Regions from separate parts of the Mus musculus genome. Here region 1 is linked to region 2. Evidence: chromatin loops called from intact Hi-C (ENCODE). Cell type or tissue: left cerebral cortex. All regions are shown on one strand. Links, peaks and the distances in the headings refer to the core of each region. The heading gives the core; the rest is flanking DNA.

What was found. Peaks named below come from ENCODE experiments on the same cell type or tissue, not always from the same donor. Only the 100,000 strongest peaks of a DNase experiment are listed, where the experiment ranks them.
Region 1: a loop joins it to region 2, with 2.5 times the contacts of the local background. A loop is called at or near these places in 6 of 42 quality-filtered maps.

What each region holds. Positions count from the first base shown.
Region 1 is chr19:6,646,184-6,663,454 of GRCm38, reverse strand. No RefSeq gene overlaps it. Among named protein-coding and RNA genes, the nearest start is that of Gm32245, 88 kb to the right of the region's middle. In left cerebral cortex, for the core only: CTCF peaks have their summits at 8,688 (motif pointing right) and 10,479 (motif pointing right); no DNase peak of the experiment used is centred there.
Region 2 is chr19:6,559,943-6,574,541 of GRCm38, reverse strand. Gm32245 (a long non-coding RNA gene) reads right to left here and starts at 7,422. Exons shown (of 3, transcript XR_879496.3): 1 at 7,359-7,422; 2 at 2,542-3,178. In left cerebral cortex, for the core only: a CTCF peak has its summit at 6,045 (motif pointing left); DNase peaks (open chromatin) are centred at 2,901 and 3,737.

The DNA of each region.
Region 1 (17,271 bases), core at 4,692-12,691, 86 kb before region 2:
GCAGCTCAGGGCTCAAATGCAGCTCATGCTCGGGTCGCAGGGGAACCTGCTTCTTATTAGTGGAGGCTTTAAGGAAACACTGTGGCTTCGAACCCATTCGGCCATTCGGCTCCTAGATGACCCCCCTGGATTGTCAGGGTGGCACCCCAGAGGTAGGCTGGGATGGGGAAGGTTTTTGTTTTTTGTTTTCCCCTCCAGGAAGCCAGAAGGGTGTCATCACAGTGAGGCATCTCTCAGAACTTGATTTGTGTCCCCTGTTACTTGGGGACATGTTGGATGGGTGACTGACACGCACCAGAGACAGTGGAATGGTGATTGATCAGTGGATAAGCCTGAGGCAGCAGAGGAGACGGCTGCGCTCTGGGACATACGTGCTCTGTCTGGCAGTTTCTCCTGGCATCCCAACCAGATCTCCCTTCTGTGGTGAAGGGCCCTCCACGGAGGGCCATGTCTGGCAGGCTCTGGATATAGCCCACAGTCAATGGCTAACTAATGCAATGGCCAGGAAGCTGGACCCTCCCTCAGATCTGGAGAAGTCTCGTGTACAACTGATGTCCCCAAGCCTCCCTGGATCTGTCCAGGGCTGGACTTAGCTCTAAGGTCACATTCCTTCTGTCTTAGTCTTTTTCTGTTGCTGATAACACAAACCCACGGGCTGGGTAAGCAATCAAGAAAGGAGGTTAATTTTGGCTCATGGGTCTGGTCCAAGGTCAAGGGGCAGCATCTATGATGTTCTTGTTGGCAGAATCCCAAGGTTGCACAGGGCATCACATGGCAAGAAGCAGGGCTCTCCTGAGATCTGGCCAGCTGGCTTCTATAACAGGGCCACTCTGGAGATAACTAACTCATCAATCCATTAATCACAGGAGTGGATTAATCCACTTGGGAGGGAGAGCCCTGTATCTCTTAATCTCTCATAATGGGGATTAAACTTCAACACTCATTCTGAGAGAGATAATCCACAGTGTTTATTGAGCCCCTCCCTTCCCTGACCTTTGCCCTTACCCTCTAGGGACTTGTCCCAGCCGGCTGGCCTCTAGCAAACCCTGGTCCCAGGCTCTGCTTCTAAGCATTCCAAAGTAGGGATCCATTCTGTGTAGCGTTTGATGTGCAGCCGTATTGTGCTGTGCATCCCTGCATAGAGGGACATCTATACTCATGGGACCCTTCTCAGTTGACAGGCCTTGGGAAGGGGACCTGATTGTGGTGATGGGGAATCCATTGCTGGTGGTCCCTGCCATAGGATGGCAGAATAGCTGCTTATACTACAACTTGTAATGGCCAGGGACAAAATTCAGGGTAAAATTTACATCAGTTCCTGGTAGTTAAGAACTGCAGGAGATGGTGTGGGGGATGGGGGGTTTGCAGAGGATGCAGAGTAGGGAGGGAGGGCTGATCATCACTTACAGGACCTAAGAAAACCCTCCGCTTCCACAATAGAGGGTGGGTAAAATACTTGGTGCAGAACCTCAGGACTGAGGACAGGGTAGAGTTCCCAGCCTGCAGAGGTCTCCTGTATCAGTCCACTTGCTGTTATGGTAATGAAACACCCAAGATAGGCTAACATTTATTGGTAGGAGTCTTAAAGGCTGAAAGCCCAAAGATCATAGTGCAGTCTTGGGTGAGGGCTCCTTCTGGCCATACACCACCTCAAGGTGGAAGGGAAGGGAGGAGCCATACACAGTGCTGAGTGATCACAGCTCCAGCAGGACCAAGTGCAAGCATTTACTATCTTACCAACGGACTTCAGGCAGTTATCTTAATCATCCCTAAGAGCAACTTCTCAGTGGTCTAAGAATCTCCTGTGTGTGTGTGTGTGTGTGTGTGTGTGTGTGTGTGTGTGTGTGTGTGTGTATGTGTGTGTGTTTCAATCCCTGGCACCACATAACGGAAGAAAACTGACTTCCAAAGGCTGTGACCTCCAGAAGAGGTCCTGACACCCATGCTTGCACATCTTTTACATGACATCTTTTCGGGGATACATTCACCTCACCGCTAGGAGGAGCATCCCATGGCCTCTAGCAACCACATGAAAGGGAAAACCCTGTCCATTCAGGTGCTGTTTGGGAGATGGAGCAAGAAGGGCAAGTGGGGGGCGGGGATCACATCTGTGAATGGTAAAGGGAGGAGGGAGTGGGCTGCTGGGCTTCAAAGACTTTCAAGCACAAGAGGGTGTGAGAGGAAGGAAAGAAGGAGAGGGTCGGGTGGGATAGCCTTCCTTTGTAGTTCTGATATAGGTCCCAGATGCCCAGCAGGGGGTGTGAGAGCAAAGACTGTGTGTCTTGGTTACTTTTTGTGGTTGTGATAAGACACCAGGGCCAAGGCAACTTATAGAAGAAAGCATTTAATATGTGGGCTCAGGGTACCAGAGGATTGGAGTCTGTGACTATCATGGCAGTGAGCATGACAGTGGGCAGGCGTGGGGCTGGAGTAGTAGCTGAGAGTTTACATTCTTACGGTAAGAACAAGGCAGAGAGAGAAAGCTCTAAGTGGGAACAGCATGGGCTTTTAAAATCTCAAAGCCTACTCCCCAGTGACATACCTCCTCCAACAGGGCCACACCTCCTAATCCTTACCAGATAATTTCACCACCTGGGGAATCATGCATTCAAATACAGGAGCCTGCGAGGGCCATTTTCATTCAAACTACCACAGTTTCCAAAATCCCACCACAGAAGAGAATGTCAGCCACCCTGCGTTATCATTCTCTGTGGTGGGCATGGCCTTGGACCAGGTACTGTGACCTCACCATGGAGACTGTCAACTCACTGCCCTACCAGGGACAGGCTCTCCTGAACAGAGGAGGTGTGACATTTATCTTCAGGGTTTCCACAATGGGTTATCCTGGTCTTTTGGGAACTGTTTGGATGTAGAATCCACATGGAAACTGATCCCGGTTGTTGGAACATGCCCTTCTAGGTGGTTCTACCAGCCCGTGGGCAGAGTGCCAGATGGAACCTGCTTGTCTACTATTGCTGCTGGTGGAGACAGAGGCGGGTAAGGGTGCGTGGGGGCTCAGGGGCTTATCAGGATAGACATGTGCCTAGAAAGCGCAGTATAGGAAGTTCGGAGATAACGAAGACTGGTTAAGGTGTCAGCCCAGTAGAGGGACCTGAAGCAAGATGAGCGCACAGCGTGGCAGGGGTTGGGCTGAGCAGCCAGCCTTATCTCCAGCCACTGTAGAGATGATGGCTTCCTACAGGCTCAGGAGCATGGGTGTCTACTGTCACCTCAGCACATCTGCCCTGTCAGCCATTTGGGACCACCCCCAAGGCCCCAGCATGAGACCATCACACTGAGCTGGACACACAGCCACTTGTGCAGAGAGCCTATTCCATCTCATCCCTTCCATCCTGGGGAGGGTGGTGAGCCATCGCATTAGCCCACTTGCTACCTAAAGGCTTCTTCTGGCCTTTAGGGTCTCAAGCCAAACCTCTCTCTGAGAGCTTGAAAAGTACCTAAATCATGGACCTGGGGCTCACTTTGTGAGAAAGGAGGTCTGGCAGGGATCATCTGACATCCAAGAAGAACAGCACTGCCTAGATTTAGCATCTCTTAGGCTCTGGCTTCTAGGCTGAAGCCTGTTGCTGTCCTTCAGGGAGAGGTTGCTCCTGAGACAAGCACTGCACCTCACAGCAGTGAGGGTTTGGTTCCCAGCAACCACATCTCTCAAGAAGTTCACAACTACCTATAACACTCCAGTGTGCTCTTCAGGTCTCCGTGGGCACCAGAACACACATGACTCCCCCATCCCCCACACACGTAGATGCACACATATACATATAAATAAAACAAATTCATTTTAAATAAACACACACAAAACCCCTCATAACAGCAAAGCTGTGGTAAAGTGTAGACAGCGTATAATTCCCATTTAGGGGCTGGAGATGTGGCTGAGAGGTTATAGTACTCGCTGCTTTGCAGAAGATCCAGCTTTGGTTCCTAGCACACAAATATGGTGGTTCATAATGACCCATAATTCTAGTTCCCGGGGTCTGATGCCCAATTCTGTTTCCTCAGGCACATACATACATGGTGAGGAGACATACAAACAGGTATCACATCTACACATGAAATAAACACAATCTTCAAAAAAAATTAAATTAGCCAATTCAACTACTTAGAACACAGTTCAATGGTATTATTATTATTATTATTATTATTATTATTATTATTATTATTATTTTAGTTTTTTGAGATAGGGTTTTTCTGTGTAACCCTAGCTGTCCTAGATTTCTCTGTAGACCAGGTTGGCCTCAGACTCAGAGACCTGCTTGCCTCTGCTTCCCGAACAGTGGGATCAAAGGCGTGCACCACCCCCTCCCAGCTTAGTTCAGTGGCATGATTAAGCCATGAGATTCCCAAAACTTTTCACCTCTGCGGGAATTGAGCACTGACTTCCTGTCGCCTTCTACCCCGACCATCATCAGCCTGCCTTTGTCAGACTGCTGGCTTTAAGCACTTCACACCATAGCTGTTCTACGATTGGCTTATTTCAGTGCATGAATGGATAGTGAAAATGTGGTACATAGACACAAAACAGGTTATGTGTCTGTGAGGAAAAACGAAACCATGGAATTCATAGGAAAATATATGTACCTGGAAAGTACAATATTAAATGAGATGGCTCAAACATAGGAAGATGAAAACCACATGTTTTCCCTCAAGTATGGATCTTGGGTTGTAATGTATGTATGTATGTATGTATGTATGTATGTATGTATGTATGTATGTAAACAGGTATCAGGACAGGTAAACCCTGCTGAACCTCAAAGTCCAGAAAGGAGAACAAGAAAAGATAATATTAGGTGATCAGGATGAGAGACAGGCAAAAGAATACATGGGATGTGGGAGATGAAAAGAACCCGGGGGCAAGGAAAAAAGGGTGTGGGGAGTGAGAGGAGAGGGAAGATGGCAGGAGAGCCACCCGAGAACACATGTTGTCTGCACATTACACACTTATTTTAAAAAAGAAAAAAGAAAGCTCAATGGGTATGGTGCTGCAAGCCTTTGATCCCAGCACTTGGAAGGCAGAAGCAGGTGGAGCTCTGTGAGTTTGAGGCCTGCCTCATCTACATAGTGAGTTCCAGGCCAGCCAAGACTGGGTAGTGAGACCCTGTCTCCAAAACAGGCAAACAGGAACATTTCATCTGTCTGTCTATCTATGTATCTATGTATCTATCTATGTATCTATGTATCTATGTATCTATGTATCTATCTATCTATGTATCTATCTATCTATCTATCTATCTATCTATCTCCATCCATCTACCATGTATGTATGTGTGTGTGTATGTATGTATGTAGATGTGTATCTATCTACCCTTCATATTTCTCTCTCTCTCTTTCCAAATGGGCACCCTTGTGACCTAGGACAATTTATTTTATCTGCCCATTTCACTTTTTTTTAAAGATTTATTTATTTTTACTATATGTAAGTACACTGTAGCTGTCTTCAGACACTCCAGAAGAGGGTGTCAGATCTCATTACAGATGGTTGTGAGGCACCATGTGGTTGCTGGGATTTGAACTCTGGACCTTCGGAAGAGCAGTCGGGTGCTCTTACCCACTGAGCCATCTCACCAGCCCCCCACTTTTGATTTTTATTAAATCAAGTAGTTGGGATCTGTATTGTGGGTCTGTTCTTCTCTCTTTGTAACACTGTTCGTTGTTCTGTCAGCCAGAGGCTTGCAAGCGAAGCGTCCCGGCAAGAAGGCCCTGCCTCCCTTGGACTGGCTCTCTGAGATGGCCTGGGTTTCTCTTAGCTTTGCTTTTCCATTTGCATTTTAGGATTCCTTTCTCCAGGCCCCAGTTGGAATTCCACTGCAATTGCATTAACTTTATGGGTTAATTTAGACAGGATGGATGTGTTTACGGCGTTGAGCCTTTCTAGCCCGGAGCTGCTATCTATCTCTGTTTATTTAGGCATCTGCATTCGGCACTGCGTTTTCTGAGTTCTTCATAAAGGTCTTGCACAGCTAGGTTTTACTGCTACTGTGGTGCTTTCTTTCTTTGTGTTTCCTAATTGGCTCTTGCCAGGCATAGGAACATCGTGGGCTGTGTTTCCTATGTACGTTCATCTTGTATCCAGGAGCCCTGCTGAACTTTTATTAGTTTTTAAGGTTTCTAGAAACTCTTGGACTTTCTATCCCAACAATCAGACCATCGGCAATGAATCACAATGAGTTGCTCCCCCCACCCTTTAGAGATGGTGCTATTTTTTTTCTTGTCTTATTGAATTGGCAATAACCTCAAGCCAAATGCTGAATAAAGGAATAATTTCTGACTCCTTCCCATTAGCTATAATGGCAATACTTTATATATTTTAACGTTGGATACAATATATGGAGGCTGGAGAGGAGGAAAAGTGGTTGAGAGCAGATGTTGCTCTTGTGGAGGACCCAGGTTTGATCCCCAGCACCCACATGGTAGCTCACAACTGTCTGGAACTCCAGTTTCAGGGGATCTGATGCCGTGTTCTGGACTCTGAGGACACTTGCATTCATACACACACACACCATATACATAATTACAGATAAATATTTTTAAAATTACTTTATCTCCTATGATGTTTCTGTTTTTTTTTTTGTTTTTAATTTCTTCTTAGGCAATAGGTACTGGCATCACAACCTTGTGTGAGTGCTTTACTACTGAGCCACACTTCCAGCCCTGTCATGGGGTTTTAATAGATACTTTTTACTAAACTCAAGGAATCCTGTTCTATTTTCAGTTCATAAACAAACATTGCATTTAAAATTTTTAAATATTTTAATTTTATGTGTGAGTGTACCACATGCATGCCTGGTACCCTCAGAAGCCAGAAGAGGGCATCAGATTTCCAGGACCTGGAGTTACAGACAGCTGTGAGGCACCCTAGGATGCTGGGAACTTAGCCCAGGTCCTCTGGAAGAGCAGCAGTCAGCCCCCACGAACAGTACATCGTATTACGTGTTTTCTAAACCTACTGAGATGTTTCTACGTCCCCAACTCTCTCTCTCTCTCTCTCTCCCTCTCTCTCTCCTCTCCTCTCCTCTCCTCTCCTCTCCTCTCCTCTCCTCTCCTCTCCTCTCCTCTCCTCTCCTCTCCTCTATCTCTGGCTGGCCTCAAACTCAAGATCCTCCTGCCTCAGTCTCCCAAGTCCCTGAATCTATGTTTAAAAGTGGAATTGCTTGTAACCTTATTTCCATGTGCAGGCCCCATCCATCTGGCCAGCCAGTGATACCTCCTTCCTAAAATAAGTGAATCTGCCTTTTATGTTATTTTAGAACCTGTGCAGTTCTAAGGTTTAGCGTTCACCACCACAAGATCCCACAGCATCTTGTGGATGGATTTTGCATGTCTGTGGGTCTGCTCTCCTGTTCCCACCGTTTATGCCTTTGCTTCTTGCTTTAACTTGATTTGCTGGAAGTTTCTTTATCTTTGTCTTTAAGGAACAGGCATTTGATTGCTGGGGCTTTCAGGGAGCCCAATACATGCTATCTTCTCTTTTACAGAAGCTGTGCATCATTTAAGAATCTTTTAAGACAATGGGTTGGTGAGACAGCTTAGCAGGTGTATTAGGGTTCTAATACACTTTCTCTGTCTCTGTCTCTCTGTCTCAGTCTCTCTCTGTCTTTGTATCTCTCTCTCTCTCTCTCTCTCTCTCTCTAGTGGTATACTGGCTGTGGTCCAGCTAGTCCAACAATGGCTATCTACCAATGGAAGAGTCAAGAATACAATAGTTCCCAGCGCTCGGGAGGCAGAGGCAGGTGTATTTCTGAGTTCCAGGCCAGCCTGGTCTACAAAGTGAGTCCCAGGACAGCCAGGGCTATACAGAGAAACCCTGTCTCAAAAACAAACAAACAAACAAACAAACAAAAGAATACAATAGTTGTCCAGTCTATGAGGCTGGCTGTCTCAGCTGGTCTTCAGTATACACCAGAATCCTGAAGAAGTGGGCTCTAATGCCAGTGTAGGAATGAACTTGGCCAGTGAGAGCAAGAACAAGCAGGCAAAGAAATCAAGTCTCTTTCTTTCAGGTCCTTTATATAGGCTGCCAGCAGAAGGTGTGGCCCAGATTAAAGATGGATCTTTCCAACTGAAGGTTTTCAGATTAAAAGTGGGTCTTCCCACTTCAATGATTTAATTAAAAAAAAAAAGTCCCTCACGGATATACTCTGCCAATTGGGTTTTAGTAAATTCCAGATGTAGTTAAGGTGACAACTAAGAACAGTCACCATAGCAGGTGAAGGCAGTTGCTGCTGAGCTCGATGGCCTAAGTTTGGTCCCTGAAACCCCCACAGTGGAAGGAAAGAACCAACTCCTACAAGGCCTCTGATCTCCACATGTACCCAGGGCAAGCGACTGACACCCACTGGTGTCCTTTGGGAATAGTGCCATAATACTTGGTTTACTTTGTAATGGGGAGACAACAAAGGACACCCTCTTGTGTGGGATGAGGAAAAGAACAGCCAGGGAGGGGACGGGCAGCCAATGGGACTGTGTGCTCTGTTCCTCTGTCCAACCTGGAGAACCACTCCTGTTCCTGCAGGTCATTGGGTGTCCCATGTGGAAGAGAACCCCAGGAAAACAGTCCACTCCATACCCAATACCTCCTTACTTAAATTCTTTTAAATTAATAATTCTTTTTTAAAGAATTTTTTTAATGTGTGTGTATATGTATGTCGGCAACATGTGTGCTGTGCCTGCAGAGGCCAGAAGAGGGCACTAGATCCACTGGACCTCCGGTTACAGCTGGTTGTGAGTTATCCAACGAGGGAGCCTTGAAATCCAATTCAGGCCCTCTGAAAGTACAGCCAGCGTGTGTAACCATTGAACCATCTCTCCAGCCGTTAATTCTTCTTGCTAAAAAGGTTTCCTTTAGTATTATTTCTTTGTCTTTAATATTTTTTCCAGGTTCTTGGGTTGAATGCTGCAGCCGGTTTCCAGCCTTCTTTGTTTTTTCTTTCTTTCTTTTTCTTAATATAATAGAATTAAGGGTGTAAATTTAGCACTACACCCCCATGCTCTTGAACTGCATCCCACCGGTTTTGGAAAGCGATGCCTAGGTAGACGTGTGGCTCTAAATATTTTGTCACTTATTTGCAGGTTCCATGATCGCACACTATTTAAGGTAGACTTCTTGTCTCCAAAAGAGTGGCGTTAAAATGAAAATAAAAACCAATGTGGCTTTCTAGTTTCACTGCTGTGCCACAACCACACAGCTCCAAGGCAGGTCCTTCCCTTTTTCTGGACAATTCTCTGATCACCAATATTGTCCATTCATATATTTCCGTAAGCACTTGAAAATAGCATGCCTTGTCTGTGCACTGGCCAACAGTTCCACATGGTATAACTCAAGCTTGTGAACTGTGTCCATTGTTGGAGATTTTCTAAGAGCTCTGAACTTGCTCCTAAAACCAGGTGTGTGGGGCACCTTGGTCATCTCAGTACTGGGGAAACTGAGGCAGAAGAACTGAGAGTCTAAAGTCAGCTTGGACTATGAAGGGAGAGCTTTTCTCTACCCCCAGTCTCTCTCTCTCTCTCTCTCTCTCTCTCTCTCTCTCTCTCTACATATATATATATATATGCATATGCATATACATATACATATACATATATACACACACACACACCACACACATATATATATATGATGTGTATACACATACTTACATATATGCATATGTATATGTAAGATACACACAAGTATTTATATATGCCCATCTGTGAATGTATATACATTTTAGACACAAGCAGATGCAGGATGTGAGTATAGTATATACTGTTATCTTGCCTGTATGTCATGTCGAATGCTTTCTGCCAAAGGTTCTCATTTCTATATCGTCATCTCAGACATGGGTTTAGTGGGTGTGTCACGGATGGGGCTGTATCCAGGATCCATTTTCTCCTTTCTTAACAGGGTTGCGTCCCAGGACTAGTGTTAGGTAGGTGAAGAAGGTGTTGGGGTGGTGGGTACAGGTGTAGGATGGGGCATTTTCTCTTTTTCCCCTTTGTTACTTAGAATGCAGATTGGGTGGCTGGGACTTCAGCAGTCATTTTGGGGTGTGAATTGCTTTGTGTGTGATTCTGAGTACTGGCATAAAACCTTCTTGCCTCTTCCAGACGATCATCGCCCACTGTGGCCGCCATCCACGTTTTTATGTAGATTTGAACTCCTGACCCTCCTGCCTCTGCCTCCCAAGTGCTGGGGTTGAAGGTGTACATTCCAACAGCAGCAGGTTTGCCCTAAGCGTAGTAGGACATTTTCCTGTGATATATCTCGCCTGGGGGTTGGTGTGTGTGATGTGGAGTGGGCCCTGAGGGCTGGTCTCAGATGTCACTGTGGACTCATGAAGAAGGCTAGGGCTGGCGAACACACCTGGGTGTCAGGGGAGAAAGCCCTTCAAAAGGGCAAACAGCCTGGATGGAGAAACAGGACTAAGGATGGACAGCAGGGGCAGAAACACCTTTAGTCTGTGTATCATACGCATGCAGTGCCCCCAGGGGCCAGGAGAGGGCATCAGATCCCCTGGTACTGGAGTTACTAGTGGTTGTGAGGGCTCCACGTAGGTGCTCAGAACAGAACATAACTGCTGAGCCCCCTCTCCAGCCCTTTAATATACAATTCTGCAGAAAGGGATATCAGCACAGGAAAAGGGCAGGGTTAGTTGGCTGTTGTGGTTTTACGAGTCCCCCAGCAGTGAGAAATCCAGGTCCTCTTCTCACACCAAGTCCGGCACTTGACCCTTTCCCAAGTCCCCATCTCATCAGTTTAGGGCACAGAGCCTTTTCTAATAAATAATTTGGGATTAGGCTGCTCCTTTTTTTCTTGATTGTGTGCTCAGTCATGGAGTCAAAGGCCTGTAACTTTTCACCTTTCAGAGTTCTAAGACAAGATGGAGCTGGGGGGAGGAGGAGGGGCCCCAGCACCTCCTGCTCTTCTGTCACTCTGATGACCTCTTAGTGCACTCATACTGAAAACAGGCCACGACGATCTATTTCTTACCACACGGGGGGTCAGAGGACAACTTGTGATAGTCAGTTCTCTCCTTCTACCATATGGATCCTGGGGATCAAACTCAGGCTGGCAGGTTTGGTGGCAAGCACCTTTACCTGCTGAGCCATCTTGCTGGCCCACACAGACCTTCTTATTGAATCAAGGTGGCTGAGAAACTGTTCATCCTTAGCTCTTGCTTCTCTCCATCGGTTTTCCGGGGCCTTGCAACTTGCCTTGACTATGGCAGCTCTTTGTGAGCATCGTTGCTGGGTTAGAGGACTGTGCTGCCTTCTTCCCCACCTCGCTGGCCCCAGGCCTGTGCTTCCTGCTGACACCTGCCAGGAATAGCCTCGGTAATGGGTGAAGCTTCCTCCGCTCTAGCCATTCTGAATGATTGGCTCAGTGACCCCATGGGTACCAGGAGCTGAGGATGCTCAAGTTCCTCATGGAAAATGGAATAACATTTGCTTCGGGGATGTTCCTGGTTGATAGACTGGTGAGTTTTCCAAAGTGGTCTTAGGGAGTGACTCTAGATCTTTCCCTGTAGCAACTCATTCATGAGCTTCCATGAGGACCACGGAGGGCAGGAAGTGGTGATCTGAGAGCCCAGAGCTGTCTGGGAATCAGGACTCTCAGTGCATGCTTGAATCTATCTGTGAAAACAGGCGAGCTGAGATTTCTGGGCTGTGAACAAAAGATATACGGGCTGGGAAGGATGCCTTCCTAGGATGCACGGGGTCCTGGGCTAGATCTCTGTCACCATACACAAACACATACACACACCATACACATACACACACACACACACACACACACACACAGAGTCACTATCAACTTTCAGAATAAAAACAAAACAAAGAACTAGACATTGATTCTGAGTCACAGATATCACTAAAGGAAACACTCAATACAGATTTAAAAAGGAAAATCGGAACCTCTAATTTGACTGGGAAATTTGGATTTGTTTCTGTTTGCTCTGGGCACGAATAATTTGATTGAAAGACAGACTCCAGACCTGAAGTTTGGGCCTAACCCAGAGCCCAGCTGCTGCCAGGGCTCTAATGAGCAGGCTGCCTGTGATGTCTGCTTGCTGCAGGGCTGGCTTCAGTGGTTCAGGGGGAGACCTTGGCGCAGAGATGTAGTTGCAAGAGGCTCCCAACAGGCTGATGGGGCTGATCGCCTCAGGTGGAGGAGACCTGGAGCTCACATGACTCCGCAGCACAGCTGAAGGGGAAAAAGCTGAACCTCATTGACCATCAAGCCTGAAGAGGAGGGCTCAGGCTTAGAAATGCTGAGGGGGACATCTCCCAGGAGGATGCTAGCTTTGTGGCTGGCGAGATTTTAATTAGATTCCAAGGGCTCTCGTTTAAGCCTGTAGATCTTAGGTTTGAACGATCAATGAACTCAATCCGAGCTTGAAGAGGAGAGAGTTCTGGGTCACTATCCAGCAGTACACACGCGGCTGGCTGGAGCCTGGGGGTGCCGAGCTGGGTAGAGGAGCCTCACCAAGGCTGGCTCTAGACTTGACACATCATGCCAGGCCTAAGTTAAGCAGACACAGATGAACCAGGCTCTCTGCAGGGTGGGGACAGCGGCACCTGGGTGGTTGAAAAGAAGCGCTCAGCAAGGCAGCTGGAGGTGGCAGACAGTGTCCTTTGGCATCTCCCATGTATTTATTTATTTTTGGTATTATCAATGTCTTTTTTTTTTTTTACTTTAAAGAATTTTTGAGACTATAATACAATTACATTTCTTCTTTTCCTCCCCCAACATCCTCCCATATACCCCTCCTTGATGTCTTCAGATTCACAGTTCTTTTCTTCACTGTTAACTGTATCATGGCTCTGTGTGTATGTGCATATGTAATGTATGTACACACACACACACACACACACACACACACACACACACCCCTGCTCTGTCTCTGTTATGTTACTTCTATGTATGTTTTCAGGGCTAATGCTTTGGTATCAAGTAACCAACTCGCTCATCTTTGGAGCCCTCATTTGCTTAGAGTTCTTTGACAAGGGTGTGGCCTCATGGTCTTTCCTCCATCCACTTTGGCATGTCTGTTGGTGTCATCCTTGTTCAGTTCATGGTTGGGCACACATGTTGGCGAGACTTTATGGACTAATGTCAGTACCTTCTGACATTGCTAGGAGACAGTCTCACAGCAGGTTCCCTGACTTCTCGCTCTTAGTCTTTCCAGCCCTTCTTTCATAATGTTCCCTGAGGCTCAGGTGTGGGATGCAGATGTCACCATCGGGACTGGAGTTCACAACTCTGCACTGTGTTTAGCAGATACATTCAATCCCAGGGCAGCTGTGACAATTGTAGGAATGGTGACTTGAAATAACTGTCACTTGTGTGCTTTCTGCCTCAGAGGCCAGAGAGGAAAAAACTGCAGTGTCAGCAGGACGCCACCAGCTTTGTGTCTCTGCTTGGGATCTTTGGCACCTTGGTTTAGAGACACATTCCTGAAATCTCTGCTGCTTCTGCACACAGCCCTGAATCCTGTGCGCGTCTTTCTCTGCCTGCACATGTCTTCCCTCTGTGAATACCTGTGTTCAAATCCTCCTCTTTCCTTTCTCCTCTTCCCAACCCTGACCCTTTTTCTTCTTGAACACATAGCTCTATAGCTGCCCAATGACTTCATCCAGTACTCTCCTTTCCTTACTGAATTATTCCAGTGCTGCCTCCCAGCCCCACCTGAGCCTCTATGCACAGGTCTATGTCTGGATTCTCTGTTCCGCTCCATGCACATGTCCAGCCTCATGTTTGTGTCACCTGTCAGTCACTGTAGCGTAAGCATCATTAAAATGTAGGTGTGTATAAAACTTAGTGTTAGACAGTTTCCAAATTTATTCTTTTTTAATTTAAAATGCTTTTTGTTAATTATAGGACCTTTGTGTTTCCATAAAACTTAAAAAAAATGTTTTATTCTTATTCGTGTGCATGTGGGCATGACCCCACAGAGGCCAGGAGGTGGTGCTGGAACCTCCGCCACTGGAGTTACAGGTGGCTGTGACCTACTACACAGGGTGCTGGGGACCAAACTTGGGTTCTCTGCAAGAGCAGTACATGCTCTTAACCGCTGAGCCGTCATCCTCCAGCCTCCTCTGAAAAGCTTCGAGAATTAGTTTATGTATTATTATGTCTACCAGGCTCCTGACTGAGGATTACATAACCTCTGCTTATCCTCGGTAGATGAGCTAGGGAGACGGCTCAGGAGCATGGCATACAGCTGTTTAAATGGCCTTCGATGTCCTTTAGAGGTGCTTCCACAGTGGTCAGTTGGATGCTTTCATTAGCTTTATCCTAAGTACTTTACATTGTTCTGTAAAAGTACTTTATTTTGCTAGGCATGGCGGCACATGCCTTTAGACTCAGTGCCTAGGAGGCAGAGGCAGGTAGATCTCTGCAAGTTCGAGGCCAGCCTGGTCTACAGAGGGAGTTTCCAGGACAGCTAGATCTACACAGAGAAATCCTGTCTCAAAAAAACAAAGAAAAAAAATTTTAATTTTATTTTTAGTCATGTGTATGTGTGTGTGTATGTCTGGGTGTGGGCATGTGCCCTTGAATGCAGTGTTGACAGAGGCCAGAAGAGGGCGTCAGACCCCCTGGAGGTGGAGTTATAGGATTTGCTGTGTGTATGAAAGAACAATGTATAAAATCATCGCTGGATTCTCAGTCTTAGGATGCAGTGAGCCCAGACTGGGACTTTGTGACCCACGCTGTGGATCTCCCTGGTGCTGTATCATGGGACAGGAGACTGTGAGATCACAGAGGTGAGGCTGTGTCCCCAAGGCCTTGTGGGAATTGTGGCTCCCCTATCTAGTTGGGAGTTTTAGGGTGAACTTAACTCCCTGTAACTCTATGACCTCACCTGGGAAATGCAGAAAGAACTGGAGCAGTAGCCAGTTGCTACATCAGCCCAAGAAAGGACAGTTACAACCTGCTACACTGTCACAACCTTAAGGGTTTTGTTTGTTTGTTTTGTTTTTGCCTTTAGCTCTCATCCCCTCCCCAATGTGTGAACATGTCTATGTATTAAAAGGCCCATGCATATGTGCACCTGTCTGTGATTGCCAAAACCCCCCTGGGTTTTTTCTTTAGGAGCCACCCACTTTGGCAATGAGACAAGAATCCCTCACTGGCTTGCCGGTCACCAAGTCAGCTAAGCGGGATTACCAGGTATCCAGGACTCTGGCATTGACATTAAAGCTCTCTCCATCATGCCCAGTTGTTTTATATGTGTTCCAGGATTCAAACTCAGGTCCTTGACATTGCAAGGCAAGCGCTCTACTGACTGAGTCATCTCCTCAGCCCCCATAGCGCTATTTCCATAATTATGTATTCCTCAGAGAAAACGTGGAGAACAGAGAGGAGCAAAAAGATAAGGAAATTCACTCAAAATCATGATCCACGGCTCATAGTCGTCTATCAGCTGTGGGGCCTTTTGTCCTCCCTGGATGGGAATTGGGAGAACCTAGACAAACATTCTTAAAGAACAGAGCCTCATGCAAATGAAGGACTAAATTTACACCTATCACAATTCAGTTCCTCATGCAAATGAAGGATTGTCCTGCACCAATCACAAGCCTTCAGCAGAGCAGGGTCAGTCAGAGTTCACTTGTTCAGAGTCTTGTCTGGCTTGGAGAACTGTTTGCCCGGGTTAGGGCAGGCCAGCTGGCGTGTGTCTTCAGCTGCAGATGTGGTGATTCTACATAGCTGTTGGAGTGGCCTCAGAGTAGGCATCCAAAACAGGTATGCAGTACAGCAGTGTCTGCCAGTTGCCAATATAAGGGCTTCTAGGCTCACAGTTCCACATCAGGGCTGCCAGGCATCAGTGAGAGCCTGTTACACAGGCCACTCTCTCGAGTTTAGTCCTTCAAAATGGGTGCTTACAGTAAGTATCTTACTGAGACCCCATATAGTTAATAGTTCCCAGGCTGGAGAGATGGCTCCGACAGGTTAACTGGCTGCACCCAGATTCAATTCCCAGCATCCACATAAAGGCTCACATCCATCTGTAACTCTAGTTTCAGGGATTGAGTGCCCTCTTCTGGCTTTAACAGGAACTGCATGCACATGCTGCACAGACATACCTGCAGACAAAACATCCATACATATAAAATAAAATTAAAACAATAAAAAAGAATAACAGCACTTGATAATCTTTTACGGCACTTGGCAATGTTTAGCCTTTGTCACCCAGGGGAGGAGAGTTGCCCCTCTGTGTCAGCAGTACCTGATGTTGGCTTGCTGTTATTGTTCAATTTCAACTAAAAAATGACTTTTAGATTATGTTTAAAATGTTTTTATTCCAAGTGCATGTGTGTGTGCGAGCACGCATGCGCTCACACGAGTGTGTTTGCATGCACGTGGGTCACACCATGCCTGTGGAGATCAGAGGATCATTTTTAGGAGTAGGTCTTCTCTTTCTTCCTTGCTGAGTAAGAAGTTTCTGCCAAGCTGCTGTGATCATCGGCTACTGTGCACTCTAGGACAGTACCTGTCCCTACCTCCCACCTCCCCTTGGAAAGCTGGGATTACAGATGTGAACAGCTGTGCTCTCTCGGCCTTGTGTGGGTTCTGGGGGTTGAATTCTTGTCAGGCTTATGTGGAAATAACTTTACATGTGGACTTCTCTCACCGGCTCCTTTGAAATGCTTTAAATTTAACTTGGTTTTTGTGTGACCCACTGGGCTTCATCACAGGAGCAAGGGTGGGAGGTTACTTAATGGACCATGTACAACCCACTAGTGGCTGAAACACTAGAGAAAATGACCACTCTGCCCAACCATTAGCCACCAGTAGGTCCTCAGGGAGGGGAGGGGCCTCAGGAGTCCTTTGTGCTGTTTAGTTTTGGCTTCAATCTGGCTGTAACAGAGAAGATTCTAGTTACCAAGATTCTCCACAGTTCTTCATAAGAAAGCTAATGTGAAGGGCTGAGGGCCCCATGGGCAAACATCTGTGGCGGTGGGGGTTCTCTCAAGTTAGGGCTCACCAAAGACAAGACACTCTGGAGACGGGGTTCTGTGCCTCCATTTGCAGTGGATTTTGTATCTGGTCTTGCTTTGAGGAACTGGCAAAGAAGAATCCCAGGAGGGAGGGACTGGGAGCCATGGGGACAAAGCTCTGGGTTCATCCACCCTCCACCTGCAATAGCAGTGAAGGTGGGATGAAGGCCCTGGTGGCGAACCCTCTCTGCCCTGCACTAGGGCACGGTGACCCCCAGTGAACCCCCCAACCCCCCGAGCACTTGGGGATCTGCACCCATGCTTTTGCTC
Region 2 (14,599 bases), core at 1,997-9,996:
GCAACCACACACACATGTACCTACACACATGTACACTCACAAGTGTGCACTCACACACATGTACTCACACACACATGCACCCCCACACACATATGCACCCCAACACAGCAACACACAAGGCAATGCTACATTTCCCCAGTCAATATGGGAAGGCAGATTGCAGATTTGGCCTCTCCACAGGTGAAGGACCACTAAGATGTGGCCTTGCCATGGGGGAAAGACTGAAGACAAAAGGCAGTCACAGCCAGAAGCCTGGTAGGGGCAGGGGCAGAAAATGGCACAGGTGAGGAGGCTGGCTAACCAACCTAAGATGATCCCCTCTGAGAGAGAGTAGGATGTGTGTGCTGAGCAACCTTAGCAGAGTTCTTTAACCAAACTGGAGTGTACTGGAATGGACCTACAGGGGTGGACCTAAGGAATAGTTTGTTCAAATGGAAAGGTGGGAGGGGGCAGGTAAAGAGGCAGAGAGGCAGAGATAGAAAGAGACACAGAGAGAGACAGAGACAAATACACAGAGAGACAGAGAGAGAGAAACCATGCACAGACAGGCAGGTTTACATATATTTGCATGTAAGTGCATGAGAAAGCCAGGGGTCAACCTTGGATCATACCTCAAAAGCCACGAACCTCTTAAAATGTGTGTGTGTGGGGGGGGGGGGTGTCGTGTCTATGTGCGTATAGGTGCAAGTGCCTACACACACCTGCAGCGTCCACAGAGGGTGTCAGGGTCCTGTGTCGCTCTGTCTATCATTCCTTTGGTCCTGTGTCACTCTGTCTATTATTCCTTTGAGGCAGGTTCTCTCCCTAACCCTGGCCTCACATTTTCTCAGCAAAGTCAGCAAACCTGACCCTTCTGTCCCTGTTCCCCTCAAAGCCGGGGTTACAGGCATGATACAGATGCCTGGCTTATTGTGAGGGTGCTGGTACCCTAACTGTGGTCCTCATAATTGCATAGCAGGGGCTCTTAAGTCTCTGAGCCCCGCTTTGTTGTGACCCAGGGTTTCCCACTGTGACAGCTGGCCAGTGAGGCCACAGGGCGTCCCGTCCACCTCCCCGTATGGGGATCACTGGCTTACACCACTGTACTCCTTGTTATGGGTTCTGGAGGCGGAACTTACTTATTTGCGCTTCTGCAGCACATGCCTCCTGAACCCTCCAGACTCCTCCTTCAGCAGAGAATTTAATCACTTGGCTTGTTCTTGTGACCGCTTGTGGGTGACCCAGGTTCAGATATAAGCTTGGGGCTCACCCACCCATACAATAGCAAGGCTGGTTTAGCAGACTCTCTCCTGTCCTGTCACCTTTTGTGACAAGAACTGTTCACAGGCTGGCCTTCGAGACGTGCCCTCACATAGTCCTGTCACTGTCTCTATTGAGCAAATCAAGCTATCAAATACAAGGTGGATTGTGTACAGGAGCTGGGCTTCCAGTGGGGCACACAAACCTCCCATCGTCTACCTGCCCTGAGGAATGTGCCCTGAGGGCTCAGGCTGGCCAGGCTCCTGGGAGAGACCCCCAACTCACTCTTCCACCAGCCACCCCTTCCATGTAACACGGAATCAGCCAGGCTTCTCTCTCCTCCAGTGGAACCCCGGTATGTAGCTCCCAAAGCCTGAAGCGCCCTCCCGGGCTTCCATCCTCAACGCTGGGGTCCTGGCAGGAGCCTTTATCTGGGGCCTTTTCTCCCACCGGTGAGTATTTCCTTTCCTCCCGGCTCCCCAGGACAGAATAACTATCTGGGAGCAGAAGGCATTAAGGCGTTAGGTAAACTCCAGTGTTCCCAGCCAGAGGGGGCTCCCTCTCAGGACATCCACGCACTGCCACCGAGGCAGCCCCAGGGGACTCAGACCTAGGTGCCCCATGCCAAAGCCATATTCTTAACCACAAGTTTGCACTGACCCTGAGAACAAGGCACTACCATTTCAATCCACAAGCCTCCCATGTTTGTAGAAACTCTGAGGAGGCAGAGCTGGCTGCCCTCCTCTCCTTTGGGCAGGTGCCGTACCCTGTGGAGGGTCCCAGGGCCCCGTGTGCTCATCTTCACAGGCTGGACACCAGTCGATGCCGGGCTGTGGCTGTGGCTGGTGCACCTTGGCTCCCCACTTCTTTATCTGCTGTGGCCCTGTGGCCTTCAGTTCCCGAGTGCCTTGGGACTGGCCAGCATCATTCTGCCCATTCCACGCTAAGCAGGCATCCCAGAAGCTTTCCCTCTTTCTCCTGCCCTGGAGCAGGAGGGGCCTGAACCTCACCCTATCACTTTCAGTGGCTGAGTGGACCACAGCCCGCGGGAGGGCTGTTACCATGACAATCATGGGTCGTACTTACAGCACAGGCCAGATGGCCTTGGCTGGCCTGGCCTTTGCCCTGCAGGACAGGTGAGACCTCAGCTGACTATGTCCACCCCCTTCTTGGCCACCTGCCTGCTGTCCTGGTCAGTGCAGAATAAGGCCTCTTTTCATGGGAGACCTGTTGGGGTCTCTTTATCTCACCATCTAGCTGGCCACACCCCACTGGGAACCACAGGAAGGCAGTGACACTCACCATTTGTGAATGTTCCATCCAGAAGCCTGTGATCCCTGCCAAGTGGGGACCTGAAGTGGAAACTTGTCAGTTGCGTCAGATGGTGTTTTGCAGGGGCAGACTCGTGAAGGAATGTTCTTCTGAAGTGGACACAGGTGAAAGGATGTTCTGCTAATAAGGCAAGCATGTGAAAGGACACGTGATGAAGGATTGTTCACTAATGACACCTTACAGTGCATAGTTGAGCTGCATCTGTCAGGACCCCATAGAGAGAAATGTACCAAAAACCTTCTGATGGTGTGCTGAGGCTTCTTGCTTCCAAGGTTCAATTGGCAGAGTGACATCAGCTAAGACAGACTCGTGTTGCTGAGGCAAGATCCATGGAAGACATGTGATGTTTGGAGGGAGTATAAATAGGGCTCAGCAGACTGTGAGAGGGCTTGCTTGTAGAGGTAGCTGTACGACGCTTCTTGGTCTTGTGTCTTCGCTGATCTTCACTTCACTGAGAGACACAGCCAAGAACTTTTCCTGGAGTCCTGTTGGTACCTCCTGCTGACTCGAGCTGAGGCTGAGGCCTGGCTGTCTCTGCTAGGTCATGTCACCGCTGCTGATTCATGTTTGCTATCCTGAACTCTATTGAATTGGACTGCTGGTGTACCTGTGAAGTGTTCATGAGTGGATCAAGCTGCTGCCGCCTGCTAACCTGTAAACTGAACTGCCAATTTCCAGACAACACAGGAGTTGCTCCAGAGAATCTTTCTAAGCAGGTCCACTCCCCCTGTATCCTTTCTTTCCTACTACCTCTGGTGGGTGGTGGGAGGTCAAAGTGTTTAAGAACCGTCATTAGAAGTAGGCTTTGAAAAAATTAAAGTTACAGGGACCACACAGCATTGACTTGAGAGGGGGCATTACCAACACTTAAAACCAGGAGTTAAAAACAGAAACAAGCAATACTTTCATCTTTTATCGGAAAATGAGAAGGTTCTGGGTCCTACCACCTTCTCCATCACATCATCTCTACCATCCCCCCACCATCATCACCATGTTCCCCCTTATAATTCCCAACCTTCCCATCATCCCCACCATCACCACCACCGTTGCCATGCCCACCATTCCCACCATCAGCACCATCACTAGTATCCTCACTATCACTGCCCATCACAATATCTCTGTTACCACCTGTCTCGCCTCGGATCACAGCCAGTGTGTCTCCCACGTGCCTCATAGAACCCTTGATGTCTCCAGGGAAATGAGTCTGTTACTTGAGGCTAGCTATTTTAAGAAAACATGTGGCAGATATTCTGCAGAGGACAGAAGACACAGAACTCTGTGAAGACACCAGGAGAGCTATCAGAAACAGGCCAGCTAGCAGGGCCCAAGGTGAAGAGGACCAAACAAGCCCTTGGAGAACAGTAAGGGGCCAGCCTAGCCAGGGTGGGCATGCCATGGTGCCAGCCATCAGGGTGGAGAAGGAAGGTTAGGGCTTTGTGTAGCAAGCGACTCGTGGCTGCTCCTCATCCAGTTGGGAAGCCAGGCCTTGCTCTACCCATGAGGTGACAAGTGCTGACTGTCTCCTTACAAGCCATTTCACAGATGGGAAAAGTAAGTCCCAGGGGCGCGAGTAGTTGCTGGAGGGAAACTGAGCTTGAACTTTGGCCAAACAGCTTCCTGTTCCCCTTCCATCACCCACCATGCCCTGCACAGAGAGGCCCTGCCTTAGAGAAGCTTTGGCGATTAGCACATGCCCCTGTAAGCACGCTGAGTTGGCAGTGACATCCAACGGAACCTCTGAAGAATGAAGCTCCGGCTTGCCTGGAACCTGGTCTTCATTAACACCAAAGCTGGGGCTGGGAGGGTGGCGCAGTGGGTAGAGCTCCTGTCTATCATGCAGAAAACCCTGGGTTCAATCCCCAGCACCACAGAAAACAGGATACAGTAGGCTAGCCTGGGCTACATGAGCTCATCTCAGAAACCAAAAGCCGAAAAAGCCCCAAGATCTAAGAAGGAAAATCATTTGTTTTGCACTATAGTTAACCACCTATAGGTTATAATCACAAATAATACATCTCTGAACAAAAAGAATGAGATCAAATACTTTTTTTGCAATCTTTCATTTTTAGGGTTTTTCCCCCTCCCTCTTCTTGATAAATTAGAAGGAAGCCAACATCCAGAGCCCACCCCCACCCCCACCACCAACCTCTTCAAGGCTTCCTGGCTCTCCCAGGGACCACAGAGTATCTTTTGTTATTCAAATCAGAAGCTTTGAAGTTCTAACCCTGCCATTACCCACAACTCTCTGTTGTTCTCTCCGAAGGTTCCAGATCCTTTCCAGTCCTCCTCAGTCAGTGTTCACACACGTCTGAAACACGGGAGGATGTCACACGGGGCTTTGCCTCTGCAGCCCTGGCCCGGGCTGGGTCTACCTGGCAAAGCCATCAGTGCCTTTTTGATGGGGGTAGGGACTGACTTTTAGAATGGTGTGGAATAACTTTCTCTTGTGGTCAATGTTAAATCCAAGCACCGTGGAGTTGGGGGATGTGGCCACACTGTCCTTGATAGGGACTGAGTCAGGGAGCCTGGGAGGTCCTCCAGGCCCCTGTGGGTCTGCCCTGGGATGCTGTCCCCAGCTGGGAGACATGCTTTCAGAAGCAGAGGCATAAAACCTTTTGAGGTCCCTCTGCTGTGGACAAGCCTGACTGTGGGAGGGGTGTCCTGCATTCAGTACGCCGCCTTATGTCACTAGCTAAGTCTGACAGGCAGGACACTGAGCTGGCAGTGGCCTCCAGGCAGCCAGTGTGAGATGCTGCATGCTGCAGCATACACCTAACTGTGACTCTGCCCGAAGCTCCTCCTTAATGTTGTTCTGCTATGGCCTGGCCCTAGACCCACGAAGCTCAGGCAGGGACATCTTCCTCTTGCAGAGCCTCTTTGGTGCAGTGGACTTACAAGGCCAAGCCACAACCACCCCATTGCCCAGGTGCTGGGCCACCGCATGACCCTGGTGGACTCCACTTGGGCTACGGCCATAGTACTGCCTGGCCTGTGACCACTGCAAAGCCCCTGAGCATTTTTCTGAAGAGGAAACTGGAGCTCAGAGAAGTAGCCCAGGCTGGCCTCAGATTCCCTACACAGCCTTAGATGACCTTGAACTCCTGGTCTTCCTGCCTTAGCTCCCTGCTGCTGGGGTCACAGGTGGGTATCATCATGTCAGGCAGCAGTAGCAGCTGTTTTCCTCCTCCTCCTCCTCCTCCTCCTCCTCCTCCTCCTCCTCCTCCTCCTCCTCTTCCTCCTCCCCTTCTGCTTTTCCTTTGAGACAGAGTCTCACTAGTAGCTCTGGATGGACTGAAACTTGCTATGTAGACCAGGCTAAACCCTTGCCTCTTCCTCCCAGGTGCCACCATACCTGGCATGCCAGTGTCTTCTTTCTTGTTAATGCAGCTGGCTTCTATGTCCATAGCTGCATGGCCCTGTGCCCTGCACTACAATAGCCAGGAGGAAGGCAGAGAGATGCCCCCTGCTGGCAGCCAACGAGGTCTGAGTGGGGTGCAGGGTAAACTGTGCCTGACCCTGGGCCACAGAACCTCCTCCCACCCAAGGGTATGTGGAGTGCTGAGAATGTTTTCAGAGATGGAGTCTTTCCAATGCAACTGCACTTGCCGTGATAAAACGTCATAACCAAGACAGCTGCAAGAAGGAAGGGTTGATGTGGCTTACGGTACAGGGGGTCACAGTCCACAAGAGCCCAGGCGGCTGAAAGCCAAGTGACAAGAACTCAAATTGCAACCACACACAGGAAGCAGAGAGGGCACATTAGAACAGTGGTGGGGGTCTTCTGAAACCTCCCAGCCCACCCCAGGGACACACTCCTCCAGCAAAGCCCACCTAACCCTCCACAAACAGCCACTCAAACTTCCGGGGGCATCACACTAAAACTACCAGGCTCCCCCACCGTGCACATGTGCAGGTGTATGTACACACATGTAAACACATGCAAAGATCAAAGGTCAAACTCAAGTGTTATTCTCAGAACTGTCTTCTAGATCCTTAAAAAAAAAAAAAAAAAAAAAAAAAAAAGCCCAGGCTGACTCAAACTCCCAGAGATCCACCTGCCTCTGCTTCCCTGGTGCTTAGGTTAAAGGTGTGTGCCACCAAGCACACCGTTCATATCTCCCAAGACAGGATTTCTCTGTCTTCCCTGTCTTACAGAGGCTGGGGGTTTGCCTCCGTGTGTGCCTCGAGCACTACCCTTACCTCCTCAGTCCCAGGGGTAAAAAATAAAAGGTCTTATAGAGGCTGTAGAGAGGGCACAGCTTGGTGCAGTGCTTGTCTCAAAAACACGAAGGCCTGGCCGATCACACTCGTGTTAAAGCCTGGTATGGTGGTACCCTTTACCATCTTAGTGCTGGGGAGGTAGAGACCATGGGTGCTGGGCCAACTGGCCAGAAGTCTAGCCTAAAAAGCAAACTCCAGCCAGAGTCATTTTTGAGACTTTTGACATAATCTCCTGAGAGCAGGGGAGGGAGCAGGAATTCCCATCTGCTCTTCATAACCAACGGCTCCTCCTTCTCTTCTGCCTCCTCAGATGTTAAGTGGGGGCCACAGGGAAAACAAGGCATGTCCTGGGAAGACAGTGGGTGAAGTGCTCACCTCCGGAGGGCCTAAGCTCAGTCCCCAGAACCCTTAGTGTGTGTGGGGGGGGGGCAGGTATGGTGACGGGTCCCTTATAATCCCGTCACTGAAGAGGCAGACACAGTGGATCCCAAGGCTCACCAGCCAGCTCCAGGCCGGTGAGAGATCCTGTCTCACAAAACAAGCCACATGGACATGGTGACACATACCTTCAATCCCAGAGGTCCAGGCAAGTCAGGGCTACGTACAGAGACAAAAAAACAAAAAAATAAGATGAACATCACCTGAGGACTGACACTCAAGGTTGGACTATGACATCCACACTCATGCTTAACATGTACATGGTGGTGGGGGAGGGGGAGGGGAGGGGGGAGAGGGAGAGGGAGGGGGGAGAGGGAGAGGGAGAGGGAGAGAGGGGGAGGGGGAGGGGGAGGGGGAGGGGAGGGGGAGGGGGGGAGGGGGGAGAGGGAGAGGGAGAGGGAGAGGGAGAGGGAGAGGGAGAGGGAGAGGGAGAGGGAGAGGGAGAGGGAGAGGGAGAGGGAGAGGGAGAGGGAGAGGGAGAGGGAGAGGGAGAGGGAGAGGGAGAGGGAGAGAGGCAGGAAGGCAGGCAGGCAGAGTCATCTTCCAGATTAGCTGGCTTAGTCTAGAGTCCCAGTGAATGGCTCTCACTAGTTTCACCAGATGGACTGTCCCTACAGCTGCTGTATCCTTGGGCCCATAGGGATCTCTCCTGTTGGGCAGGAGCCAAGGCCACAGCTATAATTATTACAGTAGTTGGTTCTTTGCTACTTAGTAAGCCCTTCCCCTTTTATTCAGTGCTGGGCCAGGATGCTAGGCCCTCCTGTGTGCTAGACTAGCGCTCCATCTCTAAGCCACAAATGCAGCCCACTTTCTGCCTTAATGCAGCACCGTGTCAAAGCAGCAGTAGTATTGCTGACTAATTTCACTATTATGGGGATGGCAGTTCAGACAGGTAACGTCGTTCATCTAAGGACACCCACCCCCCCCCCCCCGTGAAAGGCAAGGAAGTGTACTTAATTTGCTCATTTAGAAACAATATTTATGTATTATTTTATTTTACTTGTATGAGTATTCTGATTACATATATGTATGTGTACCGTGTGTAGGTCTGGTATCTGAGAAGACCTGCAAGAGGCATTGGATTCCCTGGGAACACGAGTTACAGACAGTTGTGAATCACCACATGAGCACTGGGAACCAAACCCAGGTCCTCTGCAAGAGCAGCCAGTGTAGCCTGGCTGGGCCACCGCCCCAGTGGCTGTCAGAGTACCCATTGCAGTGTAGCCTGGCTGGGCCACCTCCCCAGTGGCTGTCAGAGTACCCATCGCAGTGTAGCCTGGCTGGGCCACTGCCCCAGTGGCTGTCAGAGTACCCATTGCAGTGTAGCCTGGCTGGGCCACTGCCCCAGTGGCTGTCAGAGTACCCATCGCAGTGTAGCCTGGCTGAGCTGGAGCTCACTGTTTACATCAAGCTGGGCCTGAACTCCAGGCAATCCTCCTGCCTCAATCCCTGGGATCACAGACTTTCATTATGTAGTTGATGTAGTATGTCACTGAACTCCTTCTGTTATACACCTGCAGTGCTCCAGGTGCAGTTCTGGGCACAGTGACAAGACCAGATATCAGAAGTGGCCATTATGGGAAGCATCTGGCTCTAAACATGTCACCAGCGGCTGGCTGAGATCCCCGGGGAAGGAGGTGGCCTCTTCTCTAATGATGACCAGGATGGTTCACCCTGGCAGGGCAGGCGACATGGCTCCTCCTGTCGCTGGAGATAACGCTCACTCCAGGTCTCTCCTTCATGAACACAGTCTCCATCCAAGCAACATGGCTGCCCTCGCCACCCCTCCACTCAGCACCCCAACTGGAGATTAGCCCTTGAGACTCCCCACCATGTCCCCACTGTGAGATGGGAGGAAGGCACCTGCCCCCCGCCCCCCGGGGTTGATTATGGGGCCAACAGATCTTAGCTCAAGAGAGAGCTCAGTAACCAGGATGGGTTGTGCACGATCTCAAGGCACTCCCCAGAGGAAGCCTGTGGGAGCTGGAATCCGGCCCAGGCCTGGCCTGGCCTGCTACCTGTCCTACAGGGGTAGTGAATATTAAGAGAAAGGAATTGCTTTCATCACTTCCTAAGATTCTTGCCTCCTCTGGGTTTACACATGGTCTGAACACTGGACAGACAAGATCAATGACAGTTTAATTCATCATCGTCAGAGACCAGTGAGGACACCCCTGCCACTGCACTGGGCCCCAGGGCCTGCACCCAGGGACAAAACAAATACCCAGGAGCTGCGGGAGACAGGCTCTGAAGTACTAGGTAACTTCTGGCTTCTGTGGAATATGTGATCAGCTTGCTTGCTGGTGGGCAAAGAACTGACGCCTACTAGGTTAAAGACCCCAGAAGGCGCGTGTGGCCCTTTAGTGCAGTGGGGACCCTCTCACACACTACACTGTTTTGTTTCCTTGAAGCTACCAAACCATCGACGCCTCCTTAGCTCTGGATGCTGCGCAGGATGTGAACTGGCCCCTGGAATCCACATGGTCCCCACACACACAGCCCCCTGCCCCCCTCACCATACACAGCCCCCCTACTCCCCAAAGACTCATGAAGCCCAACTGAAGAGGAATATGGTGGCACACATTTGTAACTAGGAGACTGAGGCAGGAGCATTACAACTTAGAGGCCAATTTGAGATACATATGAGCTCCAGGCTGGCCTACAGTGAGACCTGAGGGTGTAGAAGGAGGGGGAGGGGAAGGGGGAAGAGGAGGAAGTAGGGGGCGAGAAGAATTCAGACCCTTTGCTTAAACCTTCCCACGGTTCATGAAAAGATCATACGCTGGACTGGCAAAATGGCTCAGCAGGTGACGGTGCTTGCTACCAAACTCCAACACCTGAGTTTGATCTTTAGGACCCACATGGCGGGTAGGAGAAGAGGACTGACTCCAGCAAGTTGTTTTCTGATCTACACACACCACCACCACCACCATGCATACCTACACACACACACACACACACACACACACACAACCACAGAGTCCCACATGTTTATTCCCCTATAGGTCCCCAGCCTTGGTTATCATTAAAGCTCGTTACCATTCTGCTCTTCCAAGGAATGTTTGAGGGTCATCCTGGAATTAAATTAGAAATCAGTAACAAGCCTGCTGCATGACCACGAAGCCCAGAGTTCAGATCACACGTAACAAAACCAGGTATCCTATGCATACTAGTAACCCCAGCTCCAGGAGAGGCAGAGGCAGGAGGATGGCTGGGTTTGCTGGCTTCCAGCCTGGTCAAGAAAACATGGGCTCCAAGTTCAGGGTAACAGCAGAGAGTGATAGAGAAGACACCTGATAGCCCTTTCTTGTCTACACATACACACACACACACACACACACACCCCTACACATACATACACACAGAAGTAAATCTTACTTAAAAACAAAAAACAAAAAAACCAAGCCGGGCATTGGTGGTGCATGCCTTTAATCCCAGCACTCTGGAGGCAGAGGCAGGTGGATTTCTGAGTTCAAGGCCAGCCTGGTCTACAGAGTGAGTTCCAGGACAGCCAGGGCTACACAGAGAAACCCTGTCTCAAAAAAAAACCAAAAAACAAAAAACCAGTAACAGAAAGAAATCTAGATTCTGGGTATAGAGACTGTGATGGTATGTATATGCTTGGCCCAGGGAGTGGCACTTTAGAAGGTGTGGCCCTGTTGGAGTAGGTGTGTCACTGTGGGCATGGGCTTGAGACACTCATCCTAGTTGCCTGGAAGTCAGTATTCTGCTAGCAGCCTCAGAGGAAGATGTAGAACTCTCAGCTCCTCCTGCATCATGCCTGCCTATAGACACTGCCATGTTCCCAATTTGATGATAATGGACAACCTATGAACCTGTAAGCCAGCTCCAATTAAATGTTGTCCTTGTAAGAGTTGCCTTGGTCCTGATGTCTGTTCACAGCAGTGAAACCCTAACTAAGACAGAGTCACATGCCTTTAAGTCCAGCACCCAGAAGACTGAGGTAAGCAGAGTTCAAGTTCAGCCTCAAGTCCAGCTTCATCTATATAGCAAGTTACAAGCTAGCCAGTGCTATGTAATAAGACCCTGTTAGAAAAAGAGAGAAATTTTTTAAAAGACTGACTTTAACCTAAAGCAGCCAAACAAAGGAAATAACAAATAGAAGAAACCCAAGAAACAGAAAAACAATAAAGAAAATCAGTAAAAGCTTAAGTTGATTCTTTGGAATGATCAATAAAATTATAAACCTCTAGCTGGTGGGGACAGGCAAAAGAAACTTATTCTAAGTACCACCATTTCATTTTCAGACTCCATTTAATCCTAGAGAGAAACTAAATTCCAGGTCCCAGGCCCTAGGGGAGGTGGGCATTTCCCAATAGCTGAACAGCTTCTGTTGTCAAAACAAACAAACAAACACAGTTGTCTGAGTCCAGACATCTCAGGGACAACTTCTCCATCTTGCTGGCAAGGTCAAACTAAGTTTATGCTCCAGGCCCAGGAACCTACTTTTATCCCGATTGATGGAAATTCCCTTCTCAACCCCTTATGTCAAATGTGGTCGGACGGTGTTATAGCTCCCCCTGCTCCCCCGCCCCCACTCTGTAGTCTCATCCTATAAATATGCTTCACAATTTCTCTTCACGGTCATAGTTCAGCTTCTGAGTCTGTTCTGTGGCTCTGATCGATCAGTATTGGCTTGATTACAATGAATTTTTGTCATCTGCATCGACCTGGTGTTTGAGTTATGCTGGATTTGTGTTGGATTATGGGGACCCCACAACACAGCTATAAAATGATGAGGAACACTGCAAATAAGAGATGAAGCAATACTATAAAGCCCACAGTCAGCAAAGAAGCCTCCAAGACAGTTATGAGCAGGCCTGTATCAATAAATGTTACACTCACGTGCAACTACAAATTTCTTAAAGAACAGAAAATTCGCCAGGCAGTGGTGGCGCATGCCTTTAATCCCAGCACTCGGGAGGCAGAGGTGGGCGGATTTCTGAGTTCAAGGCCAGCCTGGTCTACAAAGTGAGTTCCAGGACAACCAGGGCTATACAGAGAAACCCTGCCTCGGGGAAAAAAAAAAAAAAAAAAAACAGAAAATCCACTAGCGATGCTATGACTAGAGGTATGACATAATGGTGGAGCTAAGACTAGAGGTATGACATAATGGTGGAGCTAAGACTAGAGGTATGACATAATGGTGGAGCTAAGACTAGAGGTATGACATAATGGTGGAGCTTGACCAGCAAGCGCAAAGCCCGGAGGTGGGGAGGGAAGGAGGGAGGCTGGAGAGATGGCTCAGTGGCTAAGAGCACTGGTTGTTTCTCCAGAGGACTCAGATTCAATTCCCAGTACCCACATGGCAGCTCACAGTCATTCATACCTAACTCCAGTTCCAATGCCCTCTTCTGACCCCATAGGCACTGCAATGGTTTCTATGTGCTCAACCCAGGAAGTGGCACTATTAGACGGTATGGACCTATTGGAGTAGGTGTGTCACTGAGGGTGTGGGCTTAAGACTCTCACCCTAGCTGCCTTGAAGTCAGTATTCTGCTAGCAGCCTTCAGAGGAAGATGTAAAACTCTCAGCTCCTCCAGCCCCACATGTGCCTGCCTGGATGCTCCCACCTTGATGATAATGGACTGAACCTCTGAACCTGTAAGCCAGCTCCAATTAAATGTCCTTGTAAGAGTTGCCTTGGTCCTGGTGTATGTTCATAGCAGTGAAACCCTAACTAAGACAGGCACCAAGCACAGGCATACTACACACACATACATGCAGGCAAATACTCATACACAAACAAAGAAAAATGAATAAGAAAAAGAGAATGTTGTGACAAAACTCTTCCTGGGGACACAACACATACACAATACACCCCAGAGAGGGAACCTACAACATACCAAATTACAGATGCCACCAAAGTCCAACTTGGTGAACCAATGAGTTTTAGTGGTGATACTTATAGGGATATGGGTCAGGCATTACAGGATCAGAAATTACTCAAAGACAGCTGCATCATCAAGGCCCACCCAGCATGGGTGACAGTTCACAAAAGCTGGGAACCTGGAGCCCACTGTAGCCTGAAGGCGGCTCAACAGTCTGGAGAGTTGCTAAACCTCTTCTAGGCAGTTCTGCTGGTCTCTGCTTCTTCCCAGCAGTTGACCTGGTCTGAGTCTGTCTTTTCTCCTCTTAAGAGTCTTCTCCGGGGTTCACTCATCCTCATTTATTGTTTACTCTGTCGGGGAGGGGCTTAGTGAATCTGGTCGGTTCTGGGGACTTCCTGTAGCTATTTTGAGTGTTTTACTTTCTTGCTTAAGGAGCTTCCCTGCAGGACAGAATATTTCATTCTAGGATGAAACTGTTACAGGACAGAGATAGAGAAAGAAGAGAGGGGGAGAGGGGGAGGGGGAGGGGAGGGAGGAGAGAGAGAGATGCTAATTCTGTTAGCCTTGATACTGTTAAAGAAGTTTACTCTATGCTCAACCTCTTCTCATAGAGAAAACTCCAGGTTCAGGCACCTTTACTAGTAAACTTTGCTAAATGTTTCACCAAGAAACAGCAGCAATTTTAAACAAACTCTTCTAGAAAGCTGAAAAAGGCAGTATTTCCCTGAGTAATATATTCTATGAGGCCAGCATTACCCCCATTAGCAAACCCAGCCAAGGAAAACCATGAATCAGAACCAGAATCAGTCTCCTGGTGAACACAGACATCGATTCTCTTATTTATGACGCAGAAGACAAGGGGCCTCACAGACGCCAGGCAAGCAGTTTACCCTGAGCGACTTCTGTAGCCTGTGACCAAACCCCAAAACAGAATAACTTAAGAGAGTTAACAGCTGAACCTATTAATGCTGACATGCTGCAAAATGGGAGCCGCAAACAAATGAGCTCTGTTCCAGGAATGCAAAGTTGGTTGGAGATTTAAAAAGCAGGTTAAAAAAAAAAATTAAGCCATTAACCAACTTAAAACAGAAAGGATGGAGCTTGCCCTGGCAGTGTGGACCTGCGACCTCAGTACTTGTAAAGCTGAGAGGGGGAATTACAAGAAGCCTGGGTTACAAAGGTAAACTTTGTCTCAACACATACGCACCCCAAAGTTTCAAAATAGATAAATCAAATGGTCCTATCAGTAGATAGGCAAAGCATCTTTGCAAAAGTTCAAAATTCAATCCCAGTAAACAACATGGGCAAAGCAGGACCCACAGGGGCCACCTCCAGTGATGAAGGACTTCTGTGCCCGGGGAAGCTGTCCTAGCATAACTCTGTCCTGAAGAGTGAGAGTCGGACACTTCCTGTCCACATGGCAGCTGAGAGGGCCACTCTTGAAGCTTCTACTCAGCAGTCCTTCTCATCACAGCATTGAGGCAGTAGGAAACGGTGCCCATAATCCCAACAATCCA